Regions from separate parts of the Homo sapiens genome. Here region 2 is linked to region 1. The links are chromatin loops, found by intact Hi-C in ENCODE. Cell type or tissue: PC-9. All regions are shown on one strand. Links, peaks and the distances in the headings refer to the core of each region. The heading gives the core; the rest is flanking DNA.

Region 1 (10,781 bases), core at 2,399-7,398:
ACACTCTGTGATGTTTGCACAATGACAAAATCGCTTAACAACCAGTTTCTCAGAATTTATCCCTATCATTAAGCGACACAAGACTGTATAGAGCGCAACAGAAGAAAAAAGTGATAGGCAATATAAGTCTCAAGGAAATCAGGAGGCCCAAAAAATCACAAGCCTGTACCTTATTAAGCTTGAATACTTTTCTTTTCAGTGTCAGATGTAAGCTCGGGAGAGCTTGCCTTGATTATACTGGCTTTGGGAGTATGTCGTAACGCTGAGGAAAACTTAATATATGATTACCACCTGATCGACAAGCTAGAAAATAAATTCCAAGCAGAAATTGAAAATATGGGTAAGAATTAAATATTTAGAGACCCTAGACTACCTTGTCTTCTCCTCCACTGATTCAAAACTATATGAAGTTTCCCTCCACTCTTTCCTTCTCTTCATCCCGTTCATCTCACTATGTCTTTGAGGGCACTTCCCTTTTTCTCTTTCAGTATGCATCTTGAATTTTCTTTTTAAATATGTTCAGCTGAGCATTGACCCTATGTCAAGTACTACTTTACATATGATGGCAGAAACACACACACACATACACACACACACACACATGCACACACACAAGTCACCATTCTCTAATCGTCCAGGAGCTTGGCTTTAAGTCAAATGATGAATTACACCAGAAATAGCTGAACAATACAGGATACAGTGTCATAAGTACCAAAATATACAATGCTAGTATATGAGCTAAAGGTGGCCAGAGTACATTATCACTGGGAAAAATCAACCGGCCATGGTGGCCACTAGTGAGGTGCACTGTTTTTATTTCAGTTCCCACCCAATATTTATTCTATTTTTCAGTAAGTCCATTTTCCTTTGAGATGGCCTCTAACCTAGGTTTCTACTTACAGTTTCAACACCTTACTATTGAAAACGCAAGAGGCTTGGAGGTTGAAAACCTGTATTCTGGCCCTAACTCTGTAACCATCTGAATATCTAGATAGCATCTTAATCTCTTTAAGACTGTGTCCCCTCAGTTATAAAATGAAAGAAATTGAGCGGAATTTAGTGGCCCTTAAAAGCCCTCACATTTCTCAGGTTTTCTGATTCTATGGGTGACCTCCCCCTTCTATTAGCCACCTTTCCTTAAATGTAAAGAAATTAAAATAGAGTAAGTAGGAATAGATGGAAAATGCATACGCCATTACCACTTCCATGATTAAGGGAGGTATTTCTTCTCTTTTCTAGAAGCACACAATGGCACTCCCCTGACTAACTACTACCAGCTCAGCCTGGACGTTTTGGCCTTGTGTCTGTTCAATGGGAACTACTCAACCGCCGAAGTTGTCAACCACTTCACTCCTGAAAATAAAAACTATTATTTTGGTAGCCAGTTCTCAGTAGGTGAGTTACTAAGCCCAATTCCCTTGGTACAGAGGACATGGTCACCAGTAGGTCTTGCTCTTTGAGTTTTTCTACCAGTAAGTACCTGGATTTTATTTTCTACCCTCTTTGCTCTAGTCCCCTCAAAAGGGAATTTTCTTTTTGAGAAGAATGGATGATGGATGGCATTTAAGCTTCTTTCTAGATGTGTGGTATAGTAGAAATACCCGGTTTCTGCTCCAGCTCTTCTTTGGGTTATATAAACAATGAATGTTAACTCTTGATCTTAATTTTTCCATTTGTAAGATGAGGATAAGGCATGAGAATATCCACATGAAATATTTTAGAAAGGGTAAGTTTTAGAAAAGGGAAATGCAATGGAATTCGTTTATCTTAACACTGTCTCTTTCTCTAGTTTATTGGGACAATTTGGATACCTCGAGAGTCTTGAACAATACCACCTCTCCAGTGACAAAGTCCAATATTTTAATCAATAGATTGTATATTCACCTTGGGAAATGAACCAGAAATTTCCCACTGTGTCAGCCTTAATATCCATAAAGAAGTCTTTAGACAGTTAGTATAGGTGCTTAGCCTCTATGGATCCAGATATACAAGTTCATCTTTCTCCAAATTCAAAGTTCAAATTGAAGTTCAAAGCAAATCACCATGTAGTATTTCTGGATAGTAAGGAGAATGTGAGATTTCTCAGACTTCTTTTCCCATGAGAGAGGAAAGGTCCCATGCTAAAGAACACAGGAGACACCAAGTATCAAGCCAGAAAACGTGTCCTTATCTTTCCTTCTTCCAGTCTCTTGCCTCATCCTCTTTTGTAAAGAGGTTTACTGGGCAACAACTCTGTAAAGTACTATTTTCTAATCAGTCTAATGAAACCCTTGAGAGCCTTACAAAGACAGTTTATTTGATTCAGCCTCTTAGGTTTTCTCAATCCCTCAGCCAACATGGCTAAAAGATTAGAGAAAGATGGAAAAGATGAGAGCAACCAAGATGTAAAAGTGAAATACTGTCCATGTGTATGCACCTACAAATCCATAGGTGTTTTATGACCAAAATATGTGTAAAAAAAGAAACCCAGAATTGTATTTAAAAAAAAAAAAAGGCAGGGTGCAGTGGCTCACACCTGTTATCCCAGCACTTTGGGAGGCCGAGGCGGGTGGATCACCTGAGGTCGGGAGTTCAAGACCAGCCTCGCCAACATGGTGAAACCCCGTCTCTACTAAAAATACAAAATTAGCTGGGCGTGGTGGCTCACTCCTGTAATCCCAGCTACTCAGGAGGCTGAGGCAGGAGAATCACTAGAACCCAGGAGGCAGAGTTCGCAGGGAGATCGGACCACAGCACTCCAGCCTGGGCAGCAAGAGCGAGACTCCGTCTCAAAAAAAACCAAAAAACAAAAAACAAACAAACAAAAAACACTCCAGACAGCAGCAAGAGAGCTTTAGAGATTCGTGCTACATCCCACCCTAAACTGCTTTTAAGCTAATTTCCTGGCTTTTTACCTGCTATGTGTGTGTGATGGGTCTCTTTTCCTTGGCAAGTTCTTAGATGCTTTCCAGGATGTTTGGATTCTCAAAGACACCTGTTCCTCAGCTGGGCTCCATGGCCTGGGCTTCAGACAGTTCAGGCAGCAGACATATCTTTGCAGGGCACTTCCCTTTTTCTCTTTCAGCATGCATCTTGAATTTTCTTTTTAAATATGTTCAGCTGAGCATTGACCCTATGTTAAGTACTTCTTTACATATGATTGCAGACACACATACACACACATACAAGACACCACTCTCTAAACCTCCAGGAGCTTGGCTTTAAGTCAAGATGAACTATAGCAGAAATAGCTGAACAACACAGGACACAGTGTCATAAGTACCAAAATATACAATGCTAGTATATGAGCTAAAGGTGGCCAGAGTACATTATCACTGGGAAAAATAAACTGGCCATGGTGGCCACTAGTGAGGTGCATCTCCCTTAAGTAACCTTAAGTGGGAGACCCATCGCACTACAGTATGAGGTATGAACTATGGAGTACATGGCAACTGAACATTGGGAAGAAATCTTTAAATATTTGAGTGGTTAGTGCTGGAGAGATGATTGCTGTATCTTGAAATCTTTCTTCACCAATTAGCATGACCAACCATCCCAGTTTTTCTAGATCTGTTTTTCTTTTAGCACTGAAAGTCTCACATCCCAGGAAACCTCTCGGCCCAGGACAAACTGAGGTGGTTGGTCGCCTATCAACAATGTTTTGTTTCCTGACAGATACTGGTGCAATGGCTGTCCTGGCTCTGACCTGTGTGAAGAAGAGTCTAATAAATGGGCAGATCAAAGCAGATGAAGGCAGTTTAAAGAACATCAGTATTTATACAAAGTCACTGGTAGAAAAGATTCTGTCTGAGAAAAAAGAAAATGGTCTCATTGGAAACACATTTAGCACAGGAGAAGCCATGCAGGTAAGTCAGAGGGTGAAACAGGAGGCAGAGAAGGGAGTCTTCTCTGGAAGAAAGCAGTATTTTTTTTTTTTTAAGATGGAGCTTCGCTCTTGTTGCCCAGGCTGGAGTTGCAATGGTGCGAGCTCAGCTCACTGCGACCTCCGCCTCCCGAGTTCAAGCGATTCTCCTGCCTCAGCCTCCTGAGTAGCTGGGATTACACCTGCCTCAGCCTCCTGAGTAGCTGGGATTACAGGCATCCACCACCACGCCCGGCTAATTTTTTCTATTTTTAGTAGAGACAGAGTTTCACCATGTTGGCCAGGCCGGTCTCGAACTCCTGACCTCAGGTGATCCACTCACCTTGGCCTCCCAAAGTGCTGGGATTACAGGTGTGGGCCACTGCGCCCAGCCAGTATCTTTTTCCTTTCTTATTGGCCTCCTAAGACCTTATTATACATTCTGCGGTTCCTATACTAACTTTGATTTTGCTCATACGATTCCCTTCCCCTCCCTGACATGTACTCTTCTCATCTTCAGCTTTACTTCCCCATAGCCAATGCTTCTAGGAAGCTTTTCCTAACTACAATTTCTCTAAGAAACTCTAGAGTCTACTACAATCTGCTTTCTTGTTCTATCACACGTAGTTTACACTTTCACACACACAGTAGTCCCCCCATTATCCACAATTTCACTTTCCACAGTTTCAGTCACCCAAGGTCAACTGAGGCTTGAAAATATTAAATGGAAAATTTCAGAAATAACGCATAAGTTTTAAATTGTGCATAATTCTGAGTAGTGTGATAAAATCTTGCACCTTCCCGCTCTGTTCCACCCAGGAAGTGACTCATCCCTTTGTCTATGCTTGTTAATCACTTAGTAGCCGGTTATCAGATCAACTGTCCCAACATTGAAGTGCATGTGTTCAAGTAACCCGTATTTACTTAATAATGGCCCCAAAGCACAAGAGCAATGGTGCTGTAATATATTATTATAATTGTTCTATTTGATTATTGCTGTTGTTAATCTCCTACTGTGCCTAATTTATAAACTGAACTTTATTATAGGAGTGGATGTATAGGGAAAAAACATAGTATATTTAAGGCTCAGTACTATCCATGGTTTCAGGCATCCACTGTAGGTCTTGGAATGTATCCCCCGCTGATAAGAGCAAACTACCCCATCACCTCCATTTCCTAAACTAGGAGCATGAGTCACAGTAACTGTGTCAGTAATCTAACTAATCTCACAAAACCAGAAAGTGGTGTAGATTGGGATGGGACCTGGGCTGTTGTTCTCAAAACTCACACTCAGCACCTACACTGTCGTGCATATGCTCTTTGAGGTCTGAGACTTTATTCCTGCATTCATTCAGCCATTGATTTACAAACTCTAAGGGGATGATATAAGAAGCGATCAAGGAAGGTTTACAGAAAAAAAAAAAACTTTACTGCATCATCAGTATGAATAGATATTTTCCAGGCTGACTCAGGGCTAGAGGACTTTCAAGGGAGAGACGACAGTGAGGACAAAGACCCAAAAGCACAAAAGAATGTTAGGCATTTTAAGGTCAAGGTGTTCGGCATGACCAGCACAGAGTCCTTGGGAAACATAACAGGAGGCTGGAGGTGTAAGCACGGGTCCAGTCATAAGGTTATCTGTATTGTTGTTGTTACTATTTATGTTGTTGATTGCCTTACTAAGTTTGAACTGAATATAAACTGCTTTCCCATTTTCATTGCATATTTGAATCACCTGAAGGAGCTCTTAGAAAACACTAATACCCAGGCCCACACCAGCCAGGTAGTACAGAAATTTAGAGGTGGAGCCTGGGCCTTGCTCTGGTTTAAAAGCCCTACAGGTGATACAAATTCACAGTAGGATCAAGAGCTAATTGCCTACAACACATTGTTGGGTATTTTTAAATATTAATAACATTTAATTTATTGTTATGTATGTGAATAACATTTATTGACGTGTCTTAAGAGGAAATGTACTATGACCAGTTTTTCTTTTTTCTTAATATCCCACAAATGCTTGTGGACAACTTGGTTAGCTTAAGAACCTCCAAGAAAAGATGAAAACAGGAACTGTCCATCCCTGGGAAACTACAGAGCAGCATGTTCAAGTCCGACCCACCTTAGTTCCTGTCTTGCTTACCCCAATGCCCTCCTAACTTTTACTACCTCACAATTCTGCCCCTTCAATCAAGCTTACATTCTGCTGCCAGGAGAGTTTCTGTTTAATGAACAATTAGACTCCCCATTGTCAATCAAATAATGTCAGACACCTCCTCATCGTTGTCAATCAAATGAGGTCAGACATCTCATCATAAAATTCAAGCATCTACTAGTCTAGCCCAACTTCCTTCTCCAGCCTGTTTTTCCACAGTTGCCTCCAATGTTCCCCATACATCAGTTCTCCTAAACCAGGAGGAATCCCCTGAGGAACTTTGCTAAAATGCAGATACTGTCATCATTGCCAGGTCATGTCCTGGCCATTCCTACCTAACACCTTTGTTCATGTTGTTCCTCTTGAGTGCTCTATCCTACTCTCCAAGGCCTAACTCAAATACCACCTTCTCCAGGAAGCTTTTTTTTTTTTAGCTTCATTAAATGTTTGTGAGCTCCTCTCCTCTTTTGAAAGAGGCATCCCACTAGATGCATCCCTTAGGGCATTCCTCTGGCAACTCCTTTTACAGTAGTTTGTTAATATTTATTGAGTGTCTCCTATATGACAGGTATTTCCCAGCACTGGGATACAGAAATGAATGTGGCAAAGTCTGCCTTCATTGGAACTATTATAGCTTGTGTTATTAAGCAGTTCCAACCTCCCTGCCCAAACTAGTTTATAAGCTTCTGGATAACAAGAAAGATAACTGAGTTATCTGAGGTGCTTCCTAGGTAGTCAATGTTCAATTAATACTGAATTAGTTACATATATAGTTATAGATAAGGCTTCCCCCTTATTTGAAGTGTCTCATATTCTCTCTCTGTCTCTCTTTATCTCTCATCACCCCCCCACCCCACCCTGCCTCATTAGGCCCTCTTTGTATCATCAGACTATTATAATGAAAATGACTGGAATTGCCAACAAACTCTGAATACAGTGCTCACGGAAATTTCTCAAGGAGCATTCAGCAATCCAAACGCTGCAGCCCAGGTCTTACCTGCCCTGATGGGAAAGACCTTCTTGGATATTAACAAAGACTCTTCTTGCGTCTCTGCTTCAGGTATAAGCATTAAAGAGAGCACACTGTTTCGCTTTTCACCATAGCACCCAAAGCATGTGAGATTCAGGTGTCCTTTGAAACCAAAAGTGACCAGATAAACCTCCAAAACATAACAGTTGCCAGAGAGAATTCAGTTTTCCTCATGTTACCAGGGTTTACAGTCACCTGAGGATTTGTTCTTAACTGAGTGCTAGATGTCCCTCTTAGTTCAAACATTAACAAGGCAGACCTGATTAAATAATGTCTATCTCCAAAGGTGTATTTTCTGACTGTTGGATATAGAAGGATCTGAGCATCATTCTCATCCTAAATAAAGTATGGAGTATTGGTACCGTGACTCTGACTTTGCACAGTGAGTGATCCCTTAGGGAAATGAGACATCTGTGTGGAAGTGATATGCCAGTATTCAAAAATTGTAGCATGCATTACTTATTCAAAAAATGACCTTGCAACCAGGTAGAAGGAAAGGAGACATTGTCTTATATCTCTGTCCATTCCTGGTTCAGCCACTCACAGGTTTAGGAAACTTGGACAAAATGTTTAACCTCTAAGCTTCAGTTTTCTAATGTAAAAGTTGGGAACAAGGACAGTACCTAACATAGGTTTTTGTAAAGATTGAATGAGACAATCCATGTAAAATGATTAGTATAGTGCCTGGCAATTCATATGTTTTCAATAAACGTTAAGCAATAAAAAGGAGAAAAGACAAGCATTATTGTATGCTGTACCAAGGCAAAAAAAGAAAAAAAAAATCAGGATCCTCTGTGAGAAACAGAAGTTAGAGCAACTGAATTGCTTAAACAGCTGGGAGTTGAGCCAAGTGCCAACATTCACAAGCTGGTGAGTTTGGGTCTTAGTTTCTGCTTTAGTTATATGAGAAATTTGCCCCTTGAGTGATGATAATTGCTCCTTATAGTAAATCCGTGTCTGCATAAAGGCAAGGAGTCCTTGGATAGGGGTTGAGTAGGTCTGCAAACTCTAATATCATTTTTATTTTTCTGAATATTGCTCTGGGCTTTTCTGTCTCTGCCAGGTAACTTCAACATCTCCGCTGATGAGCCTATAACTGTGACACCTCCTGACTCACAATCATATATCTCCGTCAATTACTCTGTGAGAATCAATGAAACATATTTCACCAATGTCACTGTGCTAAATGGTTCTGTCTTCCTCAGTGTGATGGAGAAAGCCCAGAAAATGAATGATACTATATTTGGGTAGGTCTGTACCTAACCTAAGGTTAAGATGTTTGCTGTCATTTCTAAAGATGCAGTAAGAATGCATTTGCACCTAAATACAAAGTATATTTAAAATGCTTCTGGGTCAGTAGCTTTGCTGTCCATCTACATCTCACAGCAGGAGTTTAAAATAGGAGGTGAGGTATTTCATCTTCTTGCACATAATAGGTAGTAAATTAATGTTCGCTAAATAAATTAATGAATCTCAGGGCTCTCTCTTATTTCAGTAAAATTCTTGCAATAAATGTAACTTCTAAAGTCAAACATTTGAGATCTAGAACAGTGGTTCTTAACTCTTTTTGAATCACGGACCCCTTTGAAAATCAAGTGAATGTAATGAATGTTCATCCAGGAAAAAAATGAACATACACACAAAAATTGGCATTTGTTTATTTATTTATTTTACAGACAGCATCTTACTATGTTGCACAGGCTGGTCTTGAATTCCTGGGCTCAAGAGATCTGCCCACCTCAGCCTCCCAAAGTGCTGGGATTACAGGCATGAGCCACTGCCAAATTTAGCATTTCAACTGAGGGTTTCACAGATACCCTGAAGCTTCTCCCTGCCCTCGCTTTCAGAAAACTCATAGATCCCCAAACTAAAGTAACTGGTCAAGGAGGTCAAGTATTAAAATTAAAATAATGGCTTTGCCTCTGAAAAGTATGACTTATTTGGCTCCTTAACTCTAGTTGACAGTTATTTATCATATCTAACAACACAGTGTAGGATGCTATAAAGAAAATCAGAATAATAATATAATATACATTATAAAGGCTACCCTCAAGGGCTTTAAGGGAGGTAGAAAAATGACTACGGAATATAAAACAGATACTGACCTGTCACTTTTTAATAAACACAATATGAAATATCAAATTATCCTTTCCTGTTCCTCTTTTCTAAGGGAAAACTCAGTAACTTATGGTGTCTCTAGCACATGAGGATCATATGTTCTTCTACTGAATCAGTATCTTTAGCAGTTACTATCTTGGGGTGGAAGGTTGAAGCTGTTATCTGAAACCTATCTACCATGGCAGGTGGGGAGAGCAGAAACCATGAGCATCATTTCTCTAATTTAGCATGGAGTGTGGAGTGCCTGCATTAGAATCAGCTGGAGTGTTTATAAAGCATGCAGATTCCTGATCCCCAGCTCATATCTAAAAATAAAAATATCTATGGATAGGGCCAGGAAATCTGCATTTTTATAATGTCATCAAGTGATTCTCAGGTACATTAAAGTTTGAGAAATGCCTATTGTTGGTTTCCTTTGACAATTCTAAGTTCCAGTAACCTACTTGCTGTCACCCACAGTTTCACAATGGAGGAGCGCTCATGGGGGCCCTATATCACCTGTATTCAGGGCCTATGTGCCAACAATAATGACAGAACCTACTGGGAACTTCTGAGTGGAGGCGAACCACTGAGCCAAGGTAAGGGAGAGACATGCCAAAAAGACCCATGCTAAAAATGCCCAAATGGAGAGGGGTGTGAGCCTCTGTGGGGATTGGGCCAAGGGGTTAGTAGAGATGACATCCATTATTTGGTGATTTAGTGGCCAAATCATTTGACCCAGTTCTCTTTCTTCTTCCTTTTCAGGAGCTGGTAGTTACGTTGTCCGCAATGGAGAAAACTTGGAGGTTCGCTGGAGCAAATACTAATAAGCCCAAACTTTCCTCAGCTGCATAAAATCCATTTGCAGTGGAGTTCCATGTTTATTGTCCTTATGCCTTCTTCTTCATTTATCCCAGTACGAGCAGGAGAGTTAATAACCTCCCCTTCTCTCTCTACATGTTCAATAAAAGTTGTTGAAAGATTAACAACTATACAAAAAGAGCATGTTCTAATTAGTTCATTCTGAAAGGATTTTAAAATGTATTAGAGGAAAGTCCACCTAAGGAAAAACTGAAGTGAAAAGAAATGAGACCACATGTCTAATAAGCGGGGTTCTACTCAAGGTTCTCCTACTAACTATCTCAGTGGCATTGGGCAACTGGGTAAAATGGGGATAAGGTTCTAGGTCTAATGTTGCAGCAACAACCAATGAGATCAAGCAGAAAGTCTGTGAAAGACTGAGCTCTCTGAGGCCCAGATGCAAGAGAGGAGCCCATTGGTCACACTGATTTCATACAGGTAGTGGGTAAAAAAAACATGTTGCTCAGAAGAAAGGGGGAAACGTGAGGCATATACATAAAAGGTCTGCCCGTAGTTTGAGAAACAATCTCATCCCCTGCCTCCAGATGTCTCCCTTGGGTCCCACTTATTCTTCTCTTACATTTATTTTCCCTTTATTTCCCCATAAAATCACCCCAATATTCATGTCATCAAAATACATATGCAAAAAAGTCACTTATCATGTTCATTTCCACAGAATTCACTTTTTTCCTTTTTTATTTTTCTAATCAATTTTTGTCATGCTAAGAAGTCACGTCTTAAAGGAAAAAAGTTGAATCACATCAAGGCAGCATGAGCTTGTACTTATACTGAGTACCTGG
Region 2 (10,781 bases), core at 2,002-7,001, 81 kb after region 1:
CTGTCTGCAACTTTACAGATGGTGCATTGGTTCAGCATCAGGAGTGGGATGGGAAGGAAAGCACAATAACAAGAAAATTGAAAGATGGGAAATTAGTGGTGGAGTGTGTCATGAACAATGTCACCTGTACTCGGATCTATGAAAAAGTAGAATAAAAATTCCATCATCACTTTGGACAGGAGTTAATTAAGAGAATGACCAAGCTCAGTTCAATGAGCAAATCTCCATACTGTTTCTTTCTTTTTTTTTTCATTACTGTGTTCAATTATCTTTATCATAAACATTTTACATGCAGCTATTTCAAAGTGTGTTGGATTAATTAGGATCATCCCTTTGGTTAATAAATAAATGTGTTTGTGCTAATATAAAAAAAAAAAAAAAAGAAAACAAATGTTGATGAAAAGGGAGGGAAAAGGCCACCTCAGTCAACCAAGCAATGGAAGTCAAGTCCCAAAAGCATTTTATCAAGACCAGGACTAATGTTTCAATTCTCCTTTTATGAATGAAAAGAAAAGAATGATCTCAGAATTATACTGACCAATGAAAACAAGTATTCTGAGACAATAATCTCAAGTAAATTAAGTGTGTTGGGGCTTTGCATCACTCAAAACTTAGTCAGGAAAGTGAAAACCTATCTAGTTATTTTAATCAAAGTAATATAATAAAGGGATTGTTTATGCAGGGATGGAAGCGTCAAGAAGCCAAACAGAAGTTTGCTGGGGCACTCTGAAAATTAGCAACAGCAGGTCAGAGCGAAAGAGAAGGAAGGCAGGGTCACCAGAGCCTAAAGCCAGAGCTGTCTGATGGGGACCAGACCATGGTGGAGTTGACCAGCAGAACTGGGACCATGGAGGCGGGGTCTATTGAGAAAGAGCTGAGGCCATGAAGAAGGCATGTCTGAGGTAGAGAGAGAAAGGAGGAAAACTATGGTCTCTTCCCTCCTCCTTGAGTCTTCTGCTAGTACCTCACTGTCTTAATCTGTTCAGGTTCCTGTAAGAAAAATACCATAGCCTAGGTGGCTTAAACACAGGATATATTTCTCACAGTACTGGAGGCTAGGAAGTCCACTGGCAAATCTGATGTCTGAGGAGGACCCTCTTCCTGGCTTGTAGACAGCTGCCTTCTTCCAGTATCTTCACATGGCTGAGAGAGAGATCATCTTTCTCACGTCTCTTTTTATAAGGGTACTAATTCGCCCTCATGACCTAATTACCTCCCAAAAGCCCTACCTCCAAATACCATCACATTGGCGATTAGACTCCAGCATATGAATTTTGAGGGGACACAAACATTCAGTCCATAACACTCTCCTTAGTCAAATATACCAAAAGCAATTGGCAGGGGAAGCTGGGAAATGTAGTTCCCTGTGATACAGAGAAGAGCAGAGGAAGGACAGTAGGGAATGGTCCTGAATGCAAATAGGCAAATGACTGGCAAGGCTTCCTGCCTGCCCCATTGGAAGAGCCCAGAAATGCAGAATCTACCAGTTTGCCTGGTAGGTCATTGTCATCCAATATTCTACTTAAAGAATTAAAAAGTATTTAACCTGCTAGATTTAATGTGTGGATTTCCAAGTTGGATTCACTTTGAGGTTCTTAGTTCTAACAAAAATCAAGCATACCTAGCAAATCCATATGCTTCAAGACTGGTCACCTCACAGCTCCTCCAGCCAGGTATTGCTCCACCCACCCCTCACCCCAGCCAGGCTCTGCTGCACTATGCCCACAATTTATCCACCCTAACTTCTCCCAGAACTGATTCAGATCCCCTCAAGCACTAGGACCACGTGTTGCTCAACTTAGACTACTTGATATTCATCACTGTCAAGCATGTGGGTTACTCAGTAGACATTTGCTGAATAAATAAATGAATATAAGTAACTGCAGGAGACAAGTATGCTTCTTATATCACTACAAATGGTCTGTTATACCACTACAAATGCATACTTCTTATGGACTGAATGTGCTCTCCCAAAATTAATATGTTGATGCCTAATCCCCAATGGGATGGTACTTAGAGGGAGATGGGACCTTTGGAAGGCATTTAGGTTGTAAGGGTGGAGCCCTCATGACTGTGTTTTGTGCACTTATAAGCAGAGGCCAAAGAGCTAGCTTGCTCTTTCCACCCTGTAAGGATACAGATACAGCAAGGTGGCAGTCCACAACCCAGAAGAGGGTCCTCACCAGAACCCGATCATGCTGGAATCCTGGTCTCGGACTTTCAGCCTCCAGAACTGTAGGAAACACATTCTTATTGTTTATAAGCCATTCAGTCTACGGTACTTTCTCATAGCAGCCCAAACTAAGACAGCATTCAAAAAAGTAAATTTTTGGCCAGCGTGGTGCCTCACACCTATAATCCCAACACTTTGGGAGGCCAAGGCGGGCAGATCACCTGAGATCAGGAGTTCCAGACCAGCCTGACCAACATGGTGAAACCCCGTCTCTACTAAAAATACAAAAATTAGCTGGGCATTGTTGTGGATGCCTGTAATCCCAGCTACTTGGGAGGCTGAGGCAGGAAAATCGCTTGAACCCAGGAGGAGGCGGAGGCTGCAGTGAGCCGAGATCACACTGTTGCATTCCAGCCTGGGCGACAAGAGCGAAACTTCATCCCCAAAAAAAAAAAAAAAAAAAGGAAAAGAAAAGAAAACTTTCATCCTTATTAATAGAAGTTCCATGTTAGAAAGTGTTGCTCTGAAAAATTAAATGCTAGGATAGCCAAGTTAAGCTGATTTATTACAGGACTTCTTAGAGCTTTCAATAAGTTAACGTGCATTTTAAGTTTCCAAGAGAAGAAAGAAGCAGGAAGCATTTCTCAAACATATTTGATCACAGAAGGCTTTTTGCACCTCACACTGCCATCTGTGACAACGCATTTTCACTGACCCAACAAACAGCCATTCCCTGGCCCCTTCCCTCTCTTTCTTTTTAACAGAAATCTGACTTTGTTTGGGTAGTGGCATTGCCAGCCCCAGAGGATGAATCATGATGTGTTTGATGGCAATCCTGGCAATCCTGTCCCTTTGCTGAGTACTCACTTTCCTGGTGTCCCTTCCAGCTAAGGAGGCCCACACCATGTGACCCAGTGCTATCCAGGAGGCCACAAGGGAAGTCAGATTGGAGGATCTGGGCAGTTTTCCTCTCTGATGAAAGGACCTTTGGACTTTTCTAGCTGCACCCTTTCTTAATGCTTGCAACGCTGTCACAGGGTGATGCCAAATAGAGCTCTGACTCTGGTGGTTTCAAAACACAGGCAGGTGGGACCTATGTACCGCTCTTTTAATCTGGCAGGCTTGTGACTGCTTCAGTAACAGAGCCAAGCAGAAGTGATGTGCTATGTAACTTCTGTAGCTGGAACACTTGCCTTGCATCCCTGAGCTTCTATGTAACAAGTTCAATAGCCCTAAGTGGGCCAGCTACGAGAAGCCCAAGCCACAGAAAGAAGCCAAGTGTAGGTGCTCTGACTGACAGTCTCTGCTGAGCTTTTCCCTTGAGCCACCCCAGTAAAGGCACCAGACAGTAAAATTTTAAAAGCCTCTACAAGATTCTAGCCTGCAGTTGTTCAAGTCTTCCCAATAAAAGCCCCAGAAATTGTAGAGCAGAAGTAATCCGGACCCACTTTGCCCTGTTTGAATTCCTACTCCACAGAATCTGTCAGCAAAACAAACAGTTGTTTTATACCACTAAATATTGGGGCTATGCTGTGATATAACAATAGATAATCACAGAACAGACTCTCTCTCTCACAATCCTAAGAGAAAAGCCAAGAGGATCACAGTGATGCTGACCTAGAACCCCAAGCTGACCTTTAAACGGCACCATCCCTAACCCCAAACTACTTCATATGCAAAATAATTACATATCTTTGTTGCTTAAGCCACAGTTAGTCAAAAGCATCCCTAAATGATAGGCTACACTGCTGCTCAGGATCACAGATTCAGGTCAAGGCTCCATCGCTGGCTTGCTGGTCTTTCCATTTCAGGTCTTTCGCACCCTCCACAAACTGCCATCGGAGTGAATTTTCTAAAACACACTCTGAGCCCATCACTTCCTTGTTTAAATCCTCGAAGGTTCCCCATCACTTTGCAGTGGTGCATAGCTGCAGTAGGCAACAGAATTATCCGGAAGACATTCCTAAAAATCCAAAAGTCTGAGCCATTCCAGTCCCTAAGAATCAGGTATGTGTATGTGCAAAAAACTCCCCAGGTGATTCTGATGACAAGTCTAGTTAAGAACCAGGGAAATCTTCCCTCACCTTCCTCTCTGCAGGCAGAATTTAACGCTTCCTCTTCTGTGCTCCCATGGTACCTTACTGACACTTTTCTTATCATATAACAACATTTTAAAAATTTCTATCACCCTTACCAGATAAGGAGACAACAGGGGGCGAGAATCCTGTCACAGAACATTGGATCCCCAGCACCTAACATGCTATCTTGAAGACAGTAAGCGCTCAAATACTTTGATGAATAGATAAACGAATACAGAAAAATAAACCCCTAATGTTTCTGCCTCCAAAGGCAGGTCTGTTTCATCTGAACATTACTTTCTGCCAACTGAGCAAACAAACCAAGAAAAATATAGACAACTGCAAATTAGACAAAAATGTGGCGTTTATCATTTACCAGGCTCTGGCTTGATCAGCCAAAGTGGCCTGAAAACCCAAGGGCCAATCTTTTTTTCCAACGATCAAGAAGCTAGAGAAGATACAATGGAATCTGACAGTGCAAATCACATTCTGAAAACACCCTGGTCCTATGACTTCATGTGCACCTTGCAAATACCTCTATGACTAAGCTGTGATTCATGCTCTCAGCAAATAACCAAGGATGACCTCCTGGAACCAGTCCAAACAGTAAGTTTTATCAAGAGTGCTTTCCCAAGAAAGCGACTTAGTTATATAACCTGCAGGGTGTAGTGGGCATGATCACCAGTCACATAGAGGGGGACAATCTCTCATTTCCCCAAATCTCTATTCTCTGAAACATAATTTATCCCAATTTCAACAGTATATCTACACCACATTCTATAAAATAAACTTTGTGGTCTACTTATTCATAAGTACACTGGGGGACAGAAGGGTGATAAGAACATATGTACTAGATGTCAGGCACTGTGATAGGTGCACCCATACCCTTTCTCATTTTATATCCATAAAATCCAACAGGTAATATTCTCTTTTTAGAGAAAACTGGGGTTTAGAGTAGTTAACTTTTCCAAAATTGTACCACTGGTAATGGGCAGAGCTGAGATTCAGACCATGTTAGGTGGGGCCAGAGCCTACTTGATCCACTCCCTCTTACTTCTCCCCACTCCCCCAAGGCCTTATCCTCTCTGTGCTCTATCAGATCCAAGAAAAGAGGAAAGTAACACTGCTGAACCCCATGCTAAGTACTTTCTGAGCATTAGCTCCTTTAATCTCTACCAAATCTATGACATGAATATTTTTCTCCCCAGTTTACAGATAAACCCACTGATACTTGGAACAGTTAAGGAATGTGAACAAGATCACACAGTTAGTGGCAGATATGGAATTTAATTCAAAGATCATGTTCTTTCCACCTCCCCATGCTGTCCCTCTTCTCCACTCTAAATATAAGTTTCACGGGGTTTTTCCCTAAATGACAGACACACACATAACAAAGAGAAAGAAATAAGCAATGCAGCAGCCCTGAAGGTCTTGTTAAATCTTCAACAGCCTCTTCAGAAGTAGCTACCACCCATCCAGTGCTTTTATGTCTGACGATCCTTCCCAGATGTGTGATCTCATATGATCCTCATGGCATCCTTGAAAGGTAAGTACTAACACTCCCAATTTCCAGAGCAGGACATTAAAACTAAGAGATGTTAAGCAACCTGACCAAGGTTACACTGCTACGAAATGCTTGAAAAGTGGACTCAAACCATGTTTTAGAGGCCAAAGCCCACCATCTTCACACCTAACAAAGAGGGTCCTCTCAGGGACCCTCTGACTGGCTCAGAAGAAAAAGGAGAACACAGTTATTGGAAAAGATTCCTTATCTTAGGGAAGAAGTTCTTTAATGTATCTGGTTCTCCAAGGCAGACTGAGATGAGCTAGAAAGACTTCAAACATCTCCTTAAGTCCACCCCCATCACGGAGTGAAAGGATATTGTCCTTCCACGATCCACAATTGGAGTAACACTGGACTCACAAAGCCTAAGTGTTGTTTGATCTCACTATGACTCTGATGGACCCGCCTGTGAGGAGGGTGGGGATCTGTGGAGAGTTTACAGCCAACTTCCCAATCAGGCCAGCACACATTCAAGTTTATTCTTAATTCCTGTTTATTACTCTAACAGATAAATGGGCACGAACCGTCATGCCCCACTCCATTCCTTTCAGAAAAAAAACTGGAGGGTTACTTTTCCACATCCACAGTCTAGAGGATGGGAAGCATCACATTCTCTCTGCAAAAAGAGCACGATACTTCTTGTTTTCTTTCCAGGGGAAATTAAAAACCTAAGAAACCATAGTATGGTGGCAGAAACTTCAACAATAGTGAGCTTTTTGTTTTTGTTTTTTGAATTATCATTCATTAAGCACATATATGCCAGATGCTATGCTGTGTTACAAACATTATTCCTCTTGGTTTTTGTTGTTGTTGTTTGTTTTTGAGACGGAGTCTACCGCTGTCACCCAGGCTGGAGTGCAGTGGCGCAATCTCGGCTCACTGCAACCTACGCCTCCTGGGTTCAAGCGATTCTCCTGCCTCAGCCTCTCGGGTAGCTGGGATTACAGGTGCCCACCACCACACCCAGCTAATATTTGTATGTTTAGTACAGACAGGGTTTCACTGTGTTGGCCAGGCTGGTCTCAAACTCTTGACCTTGTGATCCGCCCACCTCGGCCCCCCAAAGTGCTGGGATTACAAGCGTGAGCCACCACGCCTGGCCTGTCCCTCTTAATCCTTATGCAACTCAATGGGGATTTTTGTTGTTTATTGTTTTTTTCTTTTCTTACCTAAACACTGGATCACCAGTGAATTTTTTTTTTTTTTTTTTTTAGGGGACAAGGTCTCACTCTGTTGCCCAGGCTAGAATGCAGTGGCATGATCATAGCTCACTGCAGCCTCAAACTCCTAGGCTCAGGTGATCCCACCTGTGGGAAATTACATTATCAATCCTAATTTACAGGTAAGGAAGCCCAGACACAGATTGTTAAGGAACGTTCATGAAATCAACAGCTTCTCAGAAGCAGGGTTGAGATTTGGGCCCAAGTTTACCCAGCTCGAAAGCCAGTGTTTTCATCCACGATATACTACTGCCTCTACAAGCTTTCCTCCACCACCTACCTATCATAGTACCATCCCATTGAGGACCTTTAAGATCAGAGTACATGGATCTGTAGACATGAACCCATTTTTGCCCCTGTTGAACTTTTACAAAACTAAACTGGCAGTTTGGTTTCTCAGTTACCACTAGAATTAAGTCAGAGGGACTATAATTTTTTTTTTTTTTTTTTTTTTTGTGTGTGTGAGACAAAGTCTCACTCTGTCACCCAGGCTGGAGTGCAGTGGTGCGATCTCGGCTCACTGCAACCTCCACCTCCCGGATTCAAGTGATTCCTTTGCCTCAGCCTCCCAAGTAGCTGGGATTACAGGTGTGCCTGGCTAATTTTTGTATTTTTAGTAGAGGCAGGGTTTTGCCATGTTGGCCAGGTTGTTCTTGAACTCCTGACCTCAAGTGATCCACCTGCCTTGGCCTCCCAAAGTGCTGGGCTTACAGGTGTGAGCCACCATGTCTGGCCCCAAAATTTTCAAAACTACACATTTGATGTATCTGAATCACAAGCCTAAAGATGCAATGTTTTATACTCATGGTTGTGATCCTATGGTTGATTCTGTATTTGTTATGTACTTTAAGCAAGAAAGGATATCATTAAAATGTTGTCATACGGAGTAAGATTTTAAAAGCATCTCTTCAATTACATATAATTGACCCTCTGCTGACTTTCTTAAGATTTTTAAAAATCCAGATTCAAGTAAATATTGAAAATAATGTTATTTTAATTTCTTTGTCTGGCCATCCCACCCTAGCAAAAAACTGTGACCTTCCTCTGCTACCCTGAAAAATCTAAGGTTTTTTATTCTTACTAAGGAAATAGTGTTTCCTTATGTACATTTAGAAAAAAATACAGGAAGGTTGCCTACCTCAGAAAAGAACTCGTCCATAAAAGCCGTGTTGTCGATAGCAATCTCAACCGCATCAGTATCATCATCCTGTGTCAGCTGCTTCTGCAAAAGGCAAAAAAGAGCAGAGTGAGGCTAAAAACACAATAAATGGCTAAATTATTGAATGCTCACGAAGTACTAGGAACTATATTCAGCATTTTACACATAATTTCCTTTAAAACTCATAACAGCTCTCTGATATATCAAATTCCGGTGTCTCAACATCTGAAATTAAATCCTAGCTCTACCAATTGCTGGGTTGTGTGTGTGTGTGTGTGTGTGTGTGTGTGTGTGTGTGTTTCTTTCAGGGGGTGAGGGGTGAGAAAGGGAGGAACTGGCAAGTTACCTATCTTGCTGTGCCTAGGTTTCCTTATCTGTTAAATGCTGATAAAAACACTACCTGCTTCATAGGATTGTGTAAGGTATAAAAGAGATAATGAATATAGGATGCTTTTGTATGGTGCCTGGTACACTGTAAGTTCAACACATGCTAGGTTTTGTTGCTGTTGGTTGTGGTGGTAGTTACTGTAACTCACTACAGTTGAGGAACCTAAAACTTAGGGAGGTTAGGTAACTTGGCAAAAACCACACAGCTAAAACATGGCAACAGGTAGAATCAAACTTATCTTTTGGATCTGAACCCCAGGGTCGCTAAACCCTTCTCCATGCTGTTCAAACAGGTTCCAGACACAATTCCTACAAAGGACAAGCTTTCAATTTTCACATTAGGAGTAAAGATTTTCCTGTTTTCAGAAACCACCTATCACAAAGGAAACAATGCTATGTCACTCCCTGTCAGAAGCTCCTGTTTATAAGAAAGAGGAAGCTCTCCCCCGGCCCCCAGCCACCTCTGGGGACCCAAGCTTTCTCAATCTCATTCAACTTCCTCTGTAAAAATTCACAAAATGGCCATCTAAAGGAAGTGATTCCATTCCCACCCAGCATAAGGGCCTGAGCTGTTTCTACATTCCTGTTCAATGTTCTTCCCAGACAGCTGCTGCACAGCACATTGCTGATTTCTAAGCACAGAGAACTGACTGTTGTGAAAGGTGGAGGTGAGGCAGGGGATAAACCCCCCACACCTGCTTCTTCACAAGCTTCATCAGCCTCTGACCCTCTAAGTCCAAGATATAGCACTCTCGAACACTTAGAATTCCATGGGCAATGAATGCCACCAGAAGCCTCTTTCCTTCACCCACGACCATCCCCCTGAATCCACGGCAGAAGTTGTTACTGGGAAATCCTATGGCTATTTGGGATTCTCCAGCCATGTGGACAGTCTCTTGATTGGCTCCCCCAGCATCTCATTCTCTGGCTGGTCTGCAACAATCAGCATCCCCAGGTTAATAGCCACATTCAAGGGAGTCGAATTTGAGGGCACTGCTACCACCTCCCCGATCAACTTCCCTAAACTCAGAACTGATCATGTCCTTCTGCCACGTAACATCATCCAATGATAGCTTAGCTCCTATAATTTAAAGGCCCAGTGCCTAACAGAGCACGTGGGGCCCTTTAAGATCCAGCTCCACCCATACTTCTCCTTCTATGATGCACACTCTAGACCAAGCAAGCAGTTGGACACACCATTCCCTGGACACACCATTCTTTTAGATCACTCTATCACACAGGGAGTTCTGCTGAAAGGCATTGGTCCAACTGACAAACATTTCCTTAGCCCTTAAAACTCAGCTCGGACAACCTCTGTATGCCTGACCTGGGCATGGCTCCCGCATGCAAAAGTTAAAACCTCCCTAAGCTCCCACTGCACTTTGCACAAACTTTCGACACCAACCATCACAGCCCTTTACTCACCTGTCTTTCCCCACTGACTACAAACTCCTGGAGATTCTGTGGGCGGGCGGGGGGGGGGAGGTGGGGGGACGGGGGGCAAATTTATGCAGGAAGACTCACTCTGTTGCCCAGGCTGGAATGCAATGGCGCAATTACAGCTCACCCCACCTTCAACCTCCTGGGCCTAAGTGATCCTCCTGCCTCAGCCTCCCAAATAGCTAGGACTGCAGGCATGCACCACCAGGCCCCAAGCTGGTCTCAAAATCCTGGCCTCAAGTAATCCACCCGCCTCAGCTTCCCAACGTGCTGGGATTATAGCTCTGAGCCACTGCACCCAGCCGAAGTGGATACTTGTATGTGTGTCTGTGTCTGCTCGAAACACCTTCCTCTGTGGAGCAACCCCTCACGCCCTCCACATGATTTGGGGGAGTCGATCAACCGTGACCCAGGCTCCCTGAGGAATCTGAATTGTGAAAGGAGTCTGAAGTGAATGGGCCCGAGTCAGTTGATGGCTGCCCCCAGAGATGTCCATGAAATTCCCAGAGCTGCCCTCATTCCCATGCTTCCCACAACACCCCTTGGCTTTGGGCAGGTTCTACAGATCTTCCCTAGTCTTCTTTCAATGAGTTGAACAGTATCCTCCTAATATGTCTTTTTTAAGTTCATTTAGCCAGACTTGAGTTTTGTCACTTGCAATTAAAACTGAGCACTGTACTTGTCATTAATTAATTTATTCCACATTTCCTGAGCGCTCACCCTGTAACCAGGCATATAATAGAAATTTAACCAATTTTAG

What was found. Hi-C counts contacts between places; a loop is a spot of excess contacts. Peaks named below come from ENCODE experiments on the same cell type or tissue, not always from the same donor. Only the 100,000 strongest peaks of a DNase experiment are listed, where the experiment ranks them.
Region 2: it touches region 1 in a loop (6-fold over the local background); 1 of 110 quality-filtered maps calls a loop at or near these places.

What each region holds. Positions count from the first base shown.
Region 1 is chr11:59,852,141-59,862,921 of GRCh38, reverse strand. It overlaps TCN1 (transcobalamin 1), which reads left to right. Exons shown (of 9, transcript NM_001062.4): 3 at 200-340; 4 at 1,240-1,395; 5 at 3,655-3,845; 6 at 6,864-7,053; 7 at 8,087-8,270; 8 at 9,601-9,719; 9 at 9,886-10,114. The coding sequence ends at 9,947. Among named protein-coding and RNA genes, the nearest start is that of TCN1, 9.0 kb to the left of the region's middle. In PC-9, for the core only: no CTCF peak of the experiment used is centred there; DNase peaks (open chromatin) are centred at 4,701, 5,021 and 5,361; H3K27ac peaks cover 2,602 bases.
Region 2 is chr11:59,770,687-59,781,467 of GRCh38, reverse strand. It overlaps STX3 (syntaxin 3), which reads right to left. Exons shown (of 11, transcript NM_004177.5): 2 at 8,174-8,257. It also overlaps the pseudogene FABP5P7. Among named protein-coding and RNA genes, the nearest start is that of STX3, 21 kb to the right of the region's middle. In PC-9, for the core only: no CTCF peak of the experiment used is centred there; DNase peaks (open chromatin) are centred at 3,032, 4,187 and 4,807; H3K27ac peaks cover 523 bases.